Linked DNA regions of Homo sapiens: all the other regions are linked to region 1. A link is a loop called in an ENCODE intact Hi-C map of the cell type or tissue named here. Cell type or tissue: PC-3. All regions are shown on one strand.

Evidence for each region. Hi-C counts contacts between places; a loop is a spot of excess contacts. Peaks named below come from ENCODE experiments on the same cell type or tissue, not always from the same donor. Only the 100,000 strongest peaks of a DNase experiment are listed, where the experiment ranks them.
Region 2: a loop joins it to region 1, with 5 times the contacts of the local background. A loop is called at or near these places in 8 of 110 quality-filtered maps.
Region 3: it touches region 1 in a loop (3-fold over the local background); 8 of 110 quality-filtered maps call a loop at or near these places.

The regions. Positions count from the first base shown.
Region 1 is chr15:51,365,166-51,370,165 of GRCh38, forward strand. The region is part of intron 1 of GLDN (gliomedin); the gene reads left to right. Among named protein-coding and RNA genes, the nearest start is that of GLDN, 26 kb to the left of the region's middle. In PC-3, a CTCF peak has its summit at 1,995 (motif pointing left); DNase peaks (open chromatin) are centred at 1,926 and 3,766; H3K4me3 peaks cover 753 bases; H3K27ac peaks cover 4,226 bases.
Region 2 is chr15:51,279,279-51,284,278 of GRCh38, forward strand. The region is part of intron 1 of CYP19A1 (cytochrome P450 family 19 subfamily A member 1); the gene reads right to left. All of the region lies in intron 2 of MIR4713HG (MIR4713 host gene), which reads left to right. Among named protein-coding and RNA genes, the nearest start is that of MIR7973-1, 32 kb to the right of the region's middle. RefSeq lists a promoter at 2,904-3,283. In PC-3, a CTCF peak has its summit at 2,283 (motif pointing right); no DNase peak of the experiment used is centred here; H3K27me3 peaks cover 732 bases.
Region 3 is chr15:51,309,932-51,314,931 of GRCh38, forward strand. The region is part of intron 1 of CYP19A1 (cytochrome P450 family 19 subfamily A member 1); the gene reads right to left. MIR7973-2 (microRNA 7973-2) reads right to left here and starts at 4,176; the gene lies at 4,101-4,176. MIR7973-1 (microRNA 7973-1) reads left to right here and starts at 4,103; the gene lies at 4,103-4,178. In PC-3, no CTCF peak of the experiment used is centred here; no DNase peak of the experiment used is centred here; H3K27ac peaks cover 764 bases.

The DNA.
Region 1 (5,000 bases):
TTGGACCACTGACACCAAGAAGGGGCTGCAGGTGTTTGATTATGGTGACAGTAATTTTTAAAAAATATGTTCATTTGTTATTTAAATTTTTTTCATTGTATGAGATTTTTTCATTAATTTTCTTTATTTTTAATTGGAGCTTTTAATCTTTTCTTTACTAATTTGCAAGTGCTCTTTATATAGGAAAGTTATTAATTTTTTGTGTATAATACACGTTTCCATATTTTTCCTGTAATAACAATTATAATGTTTATTGAGAATGTACAACATGCCAGGTGTTATGGTAACAGCATTAGGTATGTGTTTCAAAAAGGTCTTTATCTTATCCTGATAATAACTCTGTGAGGCAGTCATTATTATTATTATCATCATTATCATTATTCCCATTTTACAGACAGGTCATCGAGGTTTGGAGAGGTTGAACATCCTGTGCAAGGTCACACAGCCAGTGAGTGGACGAGCTAGAATTCAGAGTATGTCTGACTCCCAAGTCCACGATATTTACACTACACCTTTGGCCTCAGGTGTTGTCTACATTTTGTTTATGGGCATTTTGGGAACGGATTGGACGTTTTTCATTTTCATGCAGTCAAATCCGTAAAATCTTTCATTCTTGGGTTCTTCTTCTGCTTTTATGTATAGAATGTTCTTTCCTACCTCAAGATCTCAAGATCAGGTAAATATTCACCTGCATTTTCTCATAAATACGTACAATTTCAGTTGAAAGCTATCCTGTTACATTTGTATGTGTTTAAAACAGAGATAAAAAGAGCCTGTCCCCTTTAAGAAACAATTGTCCAGAATAAGTTGCAGGACTCACAAATAGGCAATTCGCTACCAAACAACTTCTTAAAAATAAAGTAAGGGCAAGGATGTGAGATTAGTAAATGGATTTACAGATGCTTCTTTTTTTATGACTGGGGAAGAACTGTCTCAGGGTCAGCTGCAGTAGTTAAGGAGATAGAACGTCAAGTTGTCACTGTGTGTGTGTCTGTTTCTGACCGGGGAGAAGAACAATCCAAACACAGCCATATTGGGAGAACACGGTCGGAGGCCACCTTTGGGAGTGGCTCAGGATTTCTGGTTCTGGAACTGGGTCAGCCAGTTCATGCAAGAAGGAGGCCTTGCTGCTGGCAGCTACCATCTAACCAGGCAACTGAGGGAAAAGCACAAGGACTTGTCATTACTGAGTGGCGGTTGCTTGAACTGAAGACTGGGCAAGGCTGAAAACCTGGGGCTTGATAGAGCCTGTAGGGCTCCAGGTGGGAAAAGGGAAAGGTTTAGGAAGGTGGTTATAATGACCAATGACAACTTACAATTAGTGCATTAAGGCACTTATCCGTTTACACCTGGTTGTTTCTATAAGTCTTAGTAAGATTTATTCAGATTACATTTTGAATTCAGTTGTCAAACTGAGCTGGTGATTAGACTTTCATGAATATCTTTATTAAAATAGCATGAATTCAAATAAGCGAGGTGGCTCACACCTGTAATCCCAGGACTGTGGGAGGCTGACGCAGGATTATTTGAGCCCAGGTGTTTGAGATCAGTCTGGGCATCATAGGCAGACCCCCATCTCTACATTAAATTTAAAAACTAGCCAGGCATGGTGGCACGTGACTGTGGTCCCAGCCACTCAGGAGAATTGCTTTAGCCTGGGAGGTCGGGGCTGCCACTGCACTCCAGCCTGGACAACAGAGTAAGACCCTGTCTGAAAAAAAAAAAGTATGAATTGAGGATTTTTCAGAAAGCAGAATTAATTGATTGACATTTAAATCATGACCAAATGTGTTTCGATAACAGTACAAACATGCAAAGAGTGTTTTTATAAGGACTTCTTAATTTAATCCTCATAGCCACTCCTTGGGTAAATACTGTCACCTTTCCTATTGCATTTCCTATTTCATCAGAGAGGCTGGGAACCTGTCCAGGATCTTGCTGTGGTTAGTAAGAAGAACCTCCTAGGCCATCTGCGGCCTCTGCTGGCTTATCCAGCCTTCCCCTTGACCTGGGGTTGGATCCTGAAGAAGAACACCTGGTGGGGGAAATCCTCCTTCGGGGACTTCAGGCATGCATTTTCAGATGTTCCCAATGCTAATCATTGTCACATGGAGTTTTTCTCCAAAGCCCTGATTTCAACTGAAAGTCATTTTGCCAGAGACATTGGCGTGCAGGCGTTTGCTGGAACTGCCCCTTCCAAATGAGATTGCTGAGGAATCCTGAGCAGAGCCCCAGCTCCTGTGACTGCCGTAGCCCTTGCGTGCAAGAGGGCTGGCCAGGGCTTGTGGGTGGACTTCAAACCAACACTTGGTAATTATTTGTTTAAGATTTTATTAGAGAATCAGGGCAATGATGGAGGCGGAGCGGGAAGGAGCACTGCTAGAGGTTCCACCCAGTCTCCACCAATTCAGTGCAGCTTTGCAGACTCGATTCAGCAAAACAAATGACTCGAGAATAAGCCCTACCCCTTGAAAGGCAGGCTGGCGTCCATCCCCATCCTAATCCACTTAGCAAAGCAGGAAGATCTAGTGAATACTATGGTTTCCCCATTGCATTGCATTTTCAGTGATGTCTTAGCCTCCTTTACATATCAGCACCCCAGTGTCAGCCTGGCTGACCCAGCCCAGAGCAGCCCTGGGTGCAGCCACGCAAGTGCCCTGACTCAAGATAGTGTGAAAGGCTTGTGTATTATTGCCCTACAGACCAGGCCACATCAATGGTCTCTGGTTTTGCTGTGATGTTGATAGAGACAGGAAGGGGATAGCCATGTCTCAGGAACCCTAACTAGATAATCCTAGCATCTCCAAGGTCCTGTTTTCTAGGGATTATTGGAGTAGCTGCAAAAATAAAATTATCCTAAACAAGCAGGCACAAAGAGAAGCAGGTATCCCCATGAGAGATTTTCAGTTTCTGTAAACAAAGTGACTGCCTGTCTGAAAGGAATAATATCATTGCTTGGGGAGCACATTCCCTTCCCATTTGAGCAAGTAATCAATGCTGAAGTCTTTTTTGAGTACCTACTATGTGCTTGATGCCATTCTGGTGCTGAGAAAGGGAATGGATAAGTGAATGTGGCAAACAGAAAAAGGACAAAATAGCCTCTACTATTCAGAGTCTAGTTGAGAAGTCAGCGTAACAGCGAAAAAGTGAGCCAGTGACTGGCCACGCTGCTGGGCACAGAAACGGGCAGTCAGTAGGGACTGGGCTTTTTGGAAGGCTGAGAAAGATTCTGCTGGACTCTGCAGATCCCTGGCAGGATGAACTGATAGAACACTTGCCCCCCAGGCCGCTGATGTGGGATGGCAGAAGATGGCTGGACAGGCTCACTTGAGCTGTTAAATGCCTGCGGCCCAACACGAGCTGGGGCCTAGGAGTCACACCCCAGAATTTCACTGTCGTGTTTCCAAGCAGCTGCATACAAGATATAAAAATTAGGTCAAGTTAGGATTTTAAGAGTTTATTGTGCATACAAAGAAATGTTCATGAACTAAGAGACCTCAAACTGGAAAGTGGCAGAAAGTCTCAAATTTACAGCAGTTACAGCTCAGTTTCAAGAGCATAAAGGAGGAAGCGTTTTGGCCTGTTTCAGGATTGGATGTCATATATTCTTTCTTAAGGCATATGACTATGTAAGCTGATTTGCCTATATCCGTTGGTTTAATTTCATTGAATCATGCTGATAAGATGAAAAGCTTACTGAGTGTTCTGTTTATGTTGAAGGTTTATGTTTTGGGGGGCAGGGAATCAGTAAGAGCTAAGTTTTGGTTATGTGGCTATGAGTAATTGGCCTTGGGTACTAAACTGTGGCCTCCAGTTTTATTTATTTACATTTAACAAAGGCAAGACCCACATTCCCGTTGGTGTTTGCAGAGTGCCCTCACCAAGTCTTGGCCCCTGTGTGAATTCCTGCCTTTCCCAGAAATGAGTCCAGGGTGTCTGACCTCAGCTTCAGATCCCATGAAGGATTCTTCTAACATCTGCGATCTAACCCTCCAGTGACAAGCAGGTGGACCACCACATTCATAGCCCCATCTCCCCAGTCCAAGCAATCTCAGCCAATGGTAAGGTGAATTATCATCTCCTGGAGCTTTTTCTAACAGGATCATTTGCATGCATATAATAACAGCAGTTTGCATAATTAAGGAGAGTCATACAAAGTATTCAGTTTTCTAAGAGATATGGAATTTAAGTTACAAAATAGATCAGACCTGGAAGATGACTTAGCATTTAAACAGTGTTCCAGCCAGCAAACTGTAACCTGTGCTTGGAGAACTTCAGAGAAACCATGACAGGCCTCATTGTTTTAGTAACACACAAACCAGAGTAGCTGATGATAATGAGCAGGTTTGCTCTCTTACTTTTGTGTGAATTCATTCTGAGAGTAAAAGGTGAGAGAAAGGGAGTTCAAGAGAGCAGCCAGCCAAACACTGTGAGGTTTCGAGTTCCAATGAGCAGTAGCAGCTTACCACATTTAGCTCTATTCATTCTGATGAGAAAGACATGCTTTTGATTTAAGCCTTTTACCTACACACAGAAATTGGCACATTTTAAATTACACATCTATTAGTAAAAATTTAATATCCTGTTTATATGAAAAGTACACTAAAGCAAAAATCTGTGTTTCAAGTTGAATTCAGACAATTCCTTTTGCAAAGCCTGAGCAGTACAAAAAAGTAGCAGTAGCTCACGTCTATAATCCCAGCATTTTGGGAGGCCGACACAGGAGGATTACTTGAACCAAGGAGTTCAAGACCAGCCTAGATAACATAGAAAGATTCTATCACTACAAAAAGTAAATAAATTAGCCGGGCATGGTGCCGCATGTCTGTAGTCCCAGCTACTTGGGAGGCTGAGGCAGGAGGATCTCCTGAGCCTGGGAGGTTAAAGCTGTAGTGAGCCATGTTCATGTCACTGCACTCCAGCCTCAGTGACAGAGCAAGCCACTGTCTCCAAAAAAGAATAAAAAAGAAAGTAGATGAAGGGGAAATAGTCTCAGCTCT
Region 2 (5,000 bases), 86 kb before region 1:
TATTGGGAGGGCATCCTGGAATGAACCCCACTGCGCAGGAGAGGCAAGGTGAGGCCTGGGGGCTGGGATGGGAGCCCAGCAGGAAGATGAGAAGGTTCCCATTCCACTCTGTAGTGCTGGTCACTGTCAGATTGGCATCAACCCCCACATCTCCATCTACAAAGTAGGTGGAAGACCCACAACCAACTTGAATTTGAAGTAGAGATATATGCCAGAAAAAAAGAAAAGAATGAAGACCTGGGCAAGTGGGATGTGGCTAAGGCTCAGAAGAAATTTCCTCAGCAAGAGGAAAAAAACACTGACTTCCCCCAAACCAAGCTATGAGTGAAAACTGACACATGCACCGATGACATATACATTTCCCTTAAAGTCTCTTCCTTCTAATTCCCCAAATTTCTCTTTGTGGCTTATATTTTGGGATAGAAATGGAAGCAGAAAGGGCTAATAGGGAATTAAAGGTGGAAAAGGCAAGAGAAATAATAATGTCTGGGTATACAGTTGCTGCCTAGCACCTGCTAGGTGAAGGAATGAGAGAGAAAAGAGGAGGCTGAAAGAGAAAGAGGCTGTGAACTCACTTTATGTTCCTTGAGGGCAGAAACTGTTGTATTCTCCTCTTTTCCCAATTCCAAGTGTTTGCATGGGGCTTTTGCATTTAGAATGCGATTAAATGTTTTTGTTAACTTCGAAGTCAAAGGAGAAACAGAGAGAGAAGGGATGGGTCTAAGGGGGTTGAACTGTTACTCCATCCTAGACCCCATGTGACTGGCTCCCTCCATAAGAGCCCGCTCTGCTCACATTTGTACTTTGGACTTAGATCTAAAACTAAAAGCCTGCCCTTCTTTTTTTTTTTTTTTTTTTTTTGAGACGGAGTCTCGCTCTGTCGCCCAGGCTGGAGTGCAGTGGCACGATCTCGGCTCACTGCAACCTCTGCCTCCGCCTCCAGAGTAGCTGGGACTACAGGCGCCCGCCACCATGCCCGGCTAATTTTTTTTGTATTTTTTAGTAGAGACGGGGTTTCACAGTCTTAGCCAGGATGGTCTTGATCTCCTGACCTCGTGATCCACCCCCCTTGGCCTCCCAAAGGGCTGGGATTACAGGTGTGAGCCACCACGCCCAGCCAAAGCCTGCCCTTCTTCTTATCTATCCATCCTGGTCTCCCCATTTTAGGGGGGCTCTGGTTTGGCTCTTTCTGCCTTGTGGCCATTTGCCTTGGACTCTTAGCTTTGACCTCTAGGACATGAGGTCCTACACCTCATTTTGGCCACTTCCTACCTATCAGGAGGTGACTTGGGCACCATTCTGGACACTAGTCCTTGGCAGGCTCCAGGTTCTCATCTACATGGGTGGAGGTGGGGAGATACTGTGGTCTGTAATGAGCCACTGCCCTCACTCAGTGTGGTGTGGTGAAGAAAATAGGCTTGGACCCATGAGGGCTTGGCTTACAAATGTTCCAACTTGAACCTTGGAAAAAAAATTTTGGTACAGCTGTAACTGTGTCAACGAATGTAGTCCAGTGTCATTTTGGGTCTTGCAGTGTGGCAGGTCACTTGTCCACAGGTACCTGGACCACAGCACTCTCACATCCTGACCAACCACTGCTGGGAAGCTGCCCAGCCCACATGAGCTCCATATTCCAGTCTCAGGAATGGGAAGACAGCACAGTGAGAGATGCCAAGCTCCGGGGCATCCTCTGTGGAATTGACTGCCACTGCAGGCCCAGGCGCCCGTTACTGGGGAAACCAGTGTTCCCTGATGCCACCCCCACTGAGCATCCAGAGACCCTGATGCTATCTATTGCCTACTGCCCAGCTGCTGCTAACTCCGCCAGGACTTGCTCTTTCCCAGTGGAAAATTCAGCAGACAACATTTCTAGAAATGCTCACACAGCCCCCTTGCTACACAGCCCCTTCTACTTTAGAAAGGACCCACTCCTACCCCAGGAAGACTCCAGTGTAGTGACCACAACTCTATTCTGTTTCTCCAGGAAACTGTTCTTAGAAGAGGCCTGAAGAGAAACATGACTGACTAGGTAAGATTAGAGGCTATACCAGATGTTTGGGTCACTCTCTGGAGGTTCCTGGGGCAGCAAGTAGAAGCTCAGCCAGTACTACGCAAGGGGGCTTTTTCCAAGCCCTTTCAGGGGCCATGTCCTGGACAGAAACCTACCCTGAGGAGCCAGAGCACTGCGGGCAGGAGAGGAGGACCTGCCTGGAGAAGTCACATCCAGACATACAGCCCGGCAGCTCCTATGGAAAAGCAGGACTTGAGCAACAGGGGGCAGCAAAGCACAACCGCCTTCTTCAGCTGAGCCCTAGGGCAGCCTTGGGAGGCAGGCAGTGAGGGGCAGGAGAGTTGGCCCCCCTCTCAGGGGACAGCTGCTTGGCTGGCCAGAGGTAATGGCCAAGTTTGAATCTGAAGTAGAGATATATGCCAGAAAAAAAAAAGAAAAGAATGATGCCCTGGGCAAGTGGGATGTGGCTAAGGCTCAGAAGAAATTTCCTCAGCAAGAGTAAAGGGTACACTGACTTCCCCCAACCCAAGTTATGACTGAAAACTGACACATACACCAATGACATATACATTTTCCCTTAAGTCTCTTCCTTCTAATTCCCCAAATTTCTCTTTGTGGCTCATATTTTGGGATAGAAATGGAAGCAGAAAGGGAAGGGCTAAGAAGGAATTAGAGGTAGAAAAGGCAAGAAAAATAATAATGAGAATAAACCAAATAAAGAGAAATAAACCAAGCTTGCCCCTTGTTGGTTCCCTCTCTGAATTCTGAAAAATCCTTGTCACAGTCCACAGGGACCTCTGGAATGAGAAGAACTGAGACAGAGAGGCTGGAGTAAAGGAGCAGCAGACCTCCAGACACATGATGATAGTTACCCTTGCTGATTTCACCCCTTTCTCCGGTCTTACTTCATCCTTGTAGATGGAGCCCCTAAGATACAACACTTCATCTTCTTGTTGGGAAAAAGCTGAGTGTTGGGAAAAAAAGCTGAGGCAGGGCTTGCATGTCTGACATAATGTCCAGGGCTCAGTGCATAAAACCCCTCGTGGCCTCTGGAATGAGTCTAGACTTGCTGGCTCCTTGCTTCTAGCTTAAACTGGAAGAACATGCTCCCTATTATCTCAAGTAGCAGAATATGTTCCATATGCTTCAAAGGAAATGCTAAACTATCACAGCTGTAGATCATGTGCTTGCCCTTTTGACCCACACATTCTCACCACCTGTTTCTTTGTTTGACCACCAATAAATAGTCTGGGCTTCCAGAGCTCAGGGCCTTCACAGCCTCCATACTTGCGTTGGCCACCTGGACCCACTTTCTCTCTCAAACTGTCTTTTCTCTTTCCTTTGACTCTGCCAGACTTCGTTGCCCCAAGGCCTGGTGTTGGATCTGATCACCCCAACATTCCTGGCTGCCCAACGTGGGGCGACAAAGGCCCTGGTGAAGGAACACTAGAGCATGTGAAAGCAGGGGATGCATTGTCAAAGGACACCCAAGGATGACTAAAGGAAGCTTGGTGGGAAAGCTGAGGGCTCGGAAGAACCAGGGTAACAACAGGACAAAGTGAAAGCAAATATTCTGCTTATTTAAGTTTCTTAAGGCATTTATTATGAAGAGTGGGGGTGAAAGTTAGTACTCAGAATTTGTTATCACTCTTTAGTACGGTAAAGGAGTTTTGCCCATGGTTCCTGGAACAAGGGACTATGGAGTTGGATGAATGGGAGATAATTGGCAGAGATTTTAAAAAGGCGTATAAAGATGGAGCAAAAATTCCAGTTTTTTTTGGTCAATGTGAGTGATAATAAAGGCAGCTTTTGAGCCATTTCAAACAGATGATGAGGTAGATTCAGATGAGGAAGAGGAGGACGAGTGTAAAGAACTAATTTCAGATTCTGAATGTGAGGAACAGAAACCGGAGGAAATTAAAGAAAGGGAAACTGAAAGAAGTATGTTTTACTAGCCCGTTGGCTCCACCTGCTGAATTAAGTGAATGGCCACCTCTTCTCTCTCCCATTAATGGGCGAGAAAATGAATTAGCTGAAAAACACCACTCCTGTAGTTGCAACATTAAAACCTGGAGCAATTGGTGGTGCTATACAAAATTCTATTCAAAAAGCTAGAGCCGAGGGAGACCTTGAAGTATGGCAATTTCCCATTACTATAATCCAGCAAGGAGGGAAGGAATTCAAGCAAGCCATTACTCTGAATACGTTAAGGCTTGCGATGGCATTGGAGGTAACTTACATAAGGCTACTCTTTCAGCTCAGGCTATGGCTGGATTAAGAGTAGGAAAGAATATGCCCCATTTCTCAGGCTCTTGTTCCAATTGTCGGCAATTTGGACACAAAAAAGGAATGTAGAAAAGGAAATCAAAAGGCAAGAACTACTACCGTCAATCAACAGAAAAGCCCTGGTGTATGCCCCCATTGTAAAAAAGGCAATCACTGGGCAAATCAGTGTCGTTCTAAAGATGGACAACCTCTTTCAGGAAATGGGAAGAGTGGCCCACCTCAGGCCCCTCAACAAACCGAGGCATACCCGGCACAGCCAGTGCCCTCACAAGCGTACAACAATTGTCCCCTGCCACAGCAGGCAGTGTTGCCATAGACCTTTGCAGCACAATTACCATCTCCCTGTTTCCTGGGGAGCTGCCAAAAAAGGTCCCTACGGGAGTTAGAGGACGCTTACCCTCAGGAACAGTTGGTCTATTACTTGGAAGGTCTAGTCTAAATTTGAAAGGTGTTGCTGTGCATACAGGAATAATTGACTCTGATTATACCAGAGAAATTCAATTAGTTATTAGTTCCTCAACTCTGTGGTCTGCCTCCCCAGGAGAAAGAATTGCTCAGTTGCTGCTGCTACCCTAAACAAAACTAGGAAGCAGCACAGTGAAAGAACAGGCGACTTTGGTAGTACTAATCCTGCAGGAAAGGCTGTATATTGGGTTAATCAAGTGTCTGACAAAAGACCTATTTGCATAGTGACTATTTAGGG
Region 3 (5,000 bases), 55 kb before region 1:
GGCACCCACTACGTCTTTGTTGAATGAGCATTGTTTTAAGTGTCTACCCAAATAAGGTAGAAAACTTGGAGCCATAGACTCCTGGGACCTGCCACCACCAGGCCAGGGAATATAGGATTCCCAAATACAGGTTCTATTTTGGGATTCTGTCCGTGAAAGTCCTGGGGAAGCACTAACCAAAAAAGATGAATTCCAACTGTGTTGCTCAACTTCTAGTTCCAACCAAATGGAAGGCATGCATTGCACACTATCTCCCTCACTGATTACAACCAAACACTCTTAACAAAATACAAAAAAAACAATTAACTGAGGTCTCTGAAAAGTCCTCTAAAAGCAGCTAGATTGCGAAAAGAAGTCAAAATTTGCTGAATGACCAATATGGTGATGGTGAATTTCCTGGAATTTGTTTTCTCCTGGCTTTGGCCCAAGGGTGAGCTGAATCATGAGACCTCCCAGCAGTCATAGACAGCAACAACCCCAAGAAATGGCCCATCTTTCTGGATAGATAATCTGGAAAAGGGGCCTCTGCAAGACAAAAAGTGTGGGGAAAATCTTTGTCTTTTTTTCTCTCTCAGCTTGGACACACAGTCAGATGCAGCCCCCAAACTGTATCGCCATCACCTTGGCAGCAGCTTGAGCACTAAAATCTCAAGAGAAAACCTGTCCCTTTGGGTACAGAAATTCAGAAAAGGGGTCCCTGTTATGTCAAAAGTATCAGGGGAGTCCTCACTTTTTTCCCCTTGCACTTTGCTCTAAGGTCTGGCCAAGTGGCATGAAACTTTGTGACATCATCAGCGGCTCCAGCTCTGAGAGAAATCCATCCTTCTAGCCAGAGGACCAGGAAAAGGAGCTGGTCCTTTTCCGGCAAGACGGAACTCTTGCAGAGGAAAGAGGGGGAGAAAGGGATTCCATGTAGGAGCCAGCACAAGTCCTGACCTCACCTCCAAGATGTGCATGTGTGGAACACAAACAGCATTAACAAAGGCTTTGAAAACTGAGCTGACGTTGAGACCACTGCCTACACAAGATGAGACAGAGCTTGCTGTTGAACTTAACGGGGTTGATTACCTGCTAAAACAAAACAAAACTCAACATGCTTTATGATTTTAACAGGACCCAGAGTCTCATAGTATACTATATGAAATGTCCAGGAAACAATTTAAAACTACCCAAAGTGATAAGGACCAGGAAAACATGACCAGTTCTCAAGGGAAAAGATAAGACAATGTTGGAACTGGAAAAAAAAAACTCCGAAGCATCTATTATAATCATCCTGCGTGACATAAAGGTGAATGCTCTTACAATGAATGGAAAAATAGAAATTCTCAGTCAAGCAATAGAAATTATATAAAAGAAGAACCAAATGGCAATATATTAGAACTGAGAAACACAATATCTGAAATAAATTCACTGGATGGGCCCAATAGCAGAATGCAAATGACAGAGGTAATGTCAGTAGACTAGAAGGTAGATCATCAGAAATTATCCAATGTGAAAGATAGAAAAGTGTTTGAAAAATAATGAATAAAGCCTCGAGGATCTGTGGGACAATACCAAATGGTCTAATGTTCATGTCATTGGAATCCTTAAAGGCAAGGAGAAAGAGATTGTTATAGAACAAAATATTTGAAAAAACAATGGCTGAAAACTTCCCAGATTTGATGACTGACATAAATTTAAGATTCAAGTAGCTCGTTAAACCTCTAACAGGATAAATGTAAACAAAACTGAATGTCCCACAACTCCCTACCTTCCTACCCGCCAATGCCCTCCTCCTCACTTATCTGGACTCTGAAAGCATCTGAGCTTTTGACCCTGGGGTAAGGGAAGTAGCACATGAATAGGAGTCAGACCTCTGGGGATTTTAACCCTGGCTCACTGACATGTGTGAGGGCTGGAGAAAACCAGTCTTTCTGCCTGGGCCTCAGTTCCTCACCTGAAAAAAATCTCAGGGTTGAACTAGACAGTCTTCTAAGCCCCTTCAGCTCTAAAATACCACCCTTTATGAACTCTTATGTGAAATTTTTCTGTTCAAAAATAATATTATATATCAAACCCTAATGCTATGAAACAAAAAACTGCTTTTCTGCCAAGAGTCTTTTCAATCCTTATAATGGTGCAAGTGACTGAAATGAAGATGGTCACAGAACAGAACCAAAAATGGAGTTCATAGCAACCAGAATGGAAGTCAGCTTTCCCAGCAGCTTCCGGCAGAGCCCTGCAAGCACCATGGGAAGCCTGGAATTCATTGGAAAGGACAGGAAGCTCTGTAGAAAACTTTTCATTTTCAATAAATGCATTTCCAATTTCATCATGTTTTCCAGATGCTAAGGCACAGAATATAATGCCCCATTGCCTTGGACTCTGAGTTTGGCGTCCAGTCTGTCAGACTATGTTAACTCACCCATATATGTAAACACATTAACAAGCACCGTTTGCATAGCATTTTACAGTTTACAGAGCAGCTCCAGATGCATTACATCATTTCATCCTCCCAACCTCTGAGGTTGCAATCATCTGTTTCCTCAGAAAAAACAGTCTGAGAGAAGTGGAGGTTTTCCTCCAGACCATCCAGCCCTAGCTTCTCTGGCTTCCAAATTTGTCCTCTTTCCCATCACCAAGAACCAAAGTCCTGGGTAATGCCGGAGCCACGCTGTGAGCACCAGCCTTTGGGCCAGGGGCCGATTATCCCACATTTGCAGAACAGGCTGGAGAAGATTCAGATCTTCTCAGCTCATTTCTCCAGATAGAAACATGTTGCTGAGAGCTGGCTCCAAACCCTTCTCTCCCGCTTCCATTCCCTCCTTTGCCCTGAGGCAGATGGCTTGGCTTGGAGAGGCTCTCTGGTGTTAGACGCAGCAAGTTTTTCTTTCCCACACCCCATATATGATGGCTCTTTTGAAAATATCTTTCCTCCCCTCCCTCCAGCTGCTTGTGAGGGTGCAGGGCTTTAACTCAAGCAGACTTGGGGATGGATGGGACTCCTTCAGGTTTCACTGTTGACTGGCCTTGAAGAGCTTTGTGGCTTGGCCCCCACTTGCTCTCCTCTCTGCCAAGGCGTTGTGGTTCCCTCCCACTCTTGCACCTTCATGTGGCCCCCACTCTGCCCTGGTGTGCTGGAGGTCATCTTCCCTCCCTTCATGAGCCATTTTCAGCTCATTTTTTGGGCATATTGTCTCTTCATTTGCAAGAAAAAATACAAAGTAGTCTCTGTGAGTGTGATGATTCTGAGTCATTGCATACTGTCATCATTCTAGAACAAAAAGATGTCAAAAGGTGAGTGGATTGATTTCATCTGCAAGGGAATAGGCCTTCTCTTCTTTGTTTTATTCTCTTCTTTGTTTTACCCTTGATGACTCATTCAACCTGAATCAAAGCTGAGTAGTCTTGGCCTTCAAATAGGAGGCTGGGGTGGTGGGGAGCAGAGCAGAGGCACCACCTAAACTGGGGCCATAGGCCTGAACCTTAGGAGCCATGTTCTTATGGCATGGAGCCTGCAGAAGGGGCTGAGAAAATAGAGAGGTAGCATGCAGAGCCCTTGCTCACGTTTGGACCTCGGTTTTCCCATCTATAAAAAACTTAAGGCCAGGCACAGTGGCTCATGCCTGTAATCCCAGCACTTTGGGAGGCTGAGGTGGGGGGATCACTTGAGGTCAGGAGTTCAAGACCAGCCTGGCCAACATGGTGAAATCCCATCTCTACTAAAAATACAAAAATTAGCTGGGCATGGTGGCGGGCATCTATAATCCCAGCTACTCAGGAGGCTGAGGCAGGAGAATCACTTGAACCTGGGAGGCGGAGGTTGCAGTGAGCTGAGATCATACCACTGCAGTCCAGCCTGGGCGACAGAGTGAGACTCTATCTCAAAACAAACAAAAAACCTCAAAAGGATCACACAAGAGCAGGTTGGGAAAGGGCTGGGGTGCGTGGTCTCAGTGTAAATATTTCCCTGACTGACTGTGCTTTCCTACCTTGGAATTGGAACCTTGATTCAAGAAAGGTTCAACGCTCACCTGGCTTAGGAACCTGGAGAGATGGAGAGAACAGGCTTTGCTGTCAGACAGACTTAGGTTTGGATACTCCCTCTCCTCCTTCCTCGCTGTGTGACCCTAGAATAATTACCCAACGTCTCTGAGTCTCGGTTTTGAGAGGGTGAGTAATTATTCTAGGGTCACACAGCCAGGAGGGAGCAGAGGGAATATCCAAACCTAAGTCTTCCACGGCCTTGGATTCATGTAGTCTCCCTGATGGGTTTGCTGGCCTCACTCACCAGTGCGGCCTATGAGGCAGGACTCTGCAGGAGCCTAGAAGTAGTGAAGCAACACCCTGGGACAGCAGCTTTCAACATGGGGACTAGACCACAGCAGGAGGCCTATGAGAATAAAAGTATTGATTTTGGGAAAGAGGGACTTTTTGCCTTTATCATGGTGGAAGCCAGTATCTGTGGAGTCTCAGGCATGTTGGGCTTTTAGTGGTCCACAGACCCCCTGAGGTTCCTACATAGGTGGCCCGGGGGTCCATGAAAAGCTCTGTGCCATTCTGGGAGAGTGATGAGATTCATCTCTGTAGTCCCTCCTTTCAATAAGAGTTTTAGTAACACCCCCTGGAGAATCAGTTCTTTGGGACTCTCCCAAGAAAACCATGACCAAATCATGCTAAACAAATCACACACTGTTCTGCCTTAGAACTCTAACTTGCATCATTGTTTAGCCTGGAATGTCCTCTCTACCCACCAAAATCCTACCCATGTCGGAGACCCAGCTCCAATTCTAACTCTTCTAGAAAGTCCTTCAAAATCTCTCTAGCCCATTGCAATTTTTCCTTGCTCAAAACACATGGTCATGCCACCATTTTCTTCCTGGAGAATGGCTATTGCTTTTGTTTGTCAGCCTCTGTCTTTGTTTCTTCATAAGTGTTGGTTTCCTCCATTTTCCTCATTTCCTACTTCCGACCCAGTCTCCAAACCTGTTGGTTGTACCTCTTAAAGATGTCTCAAATTC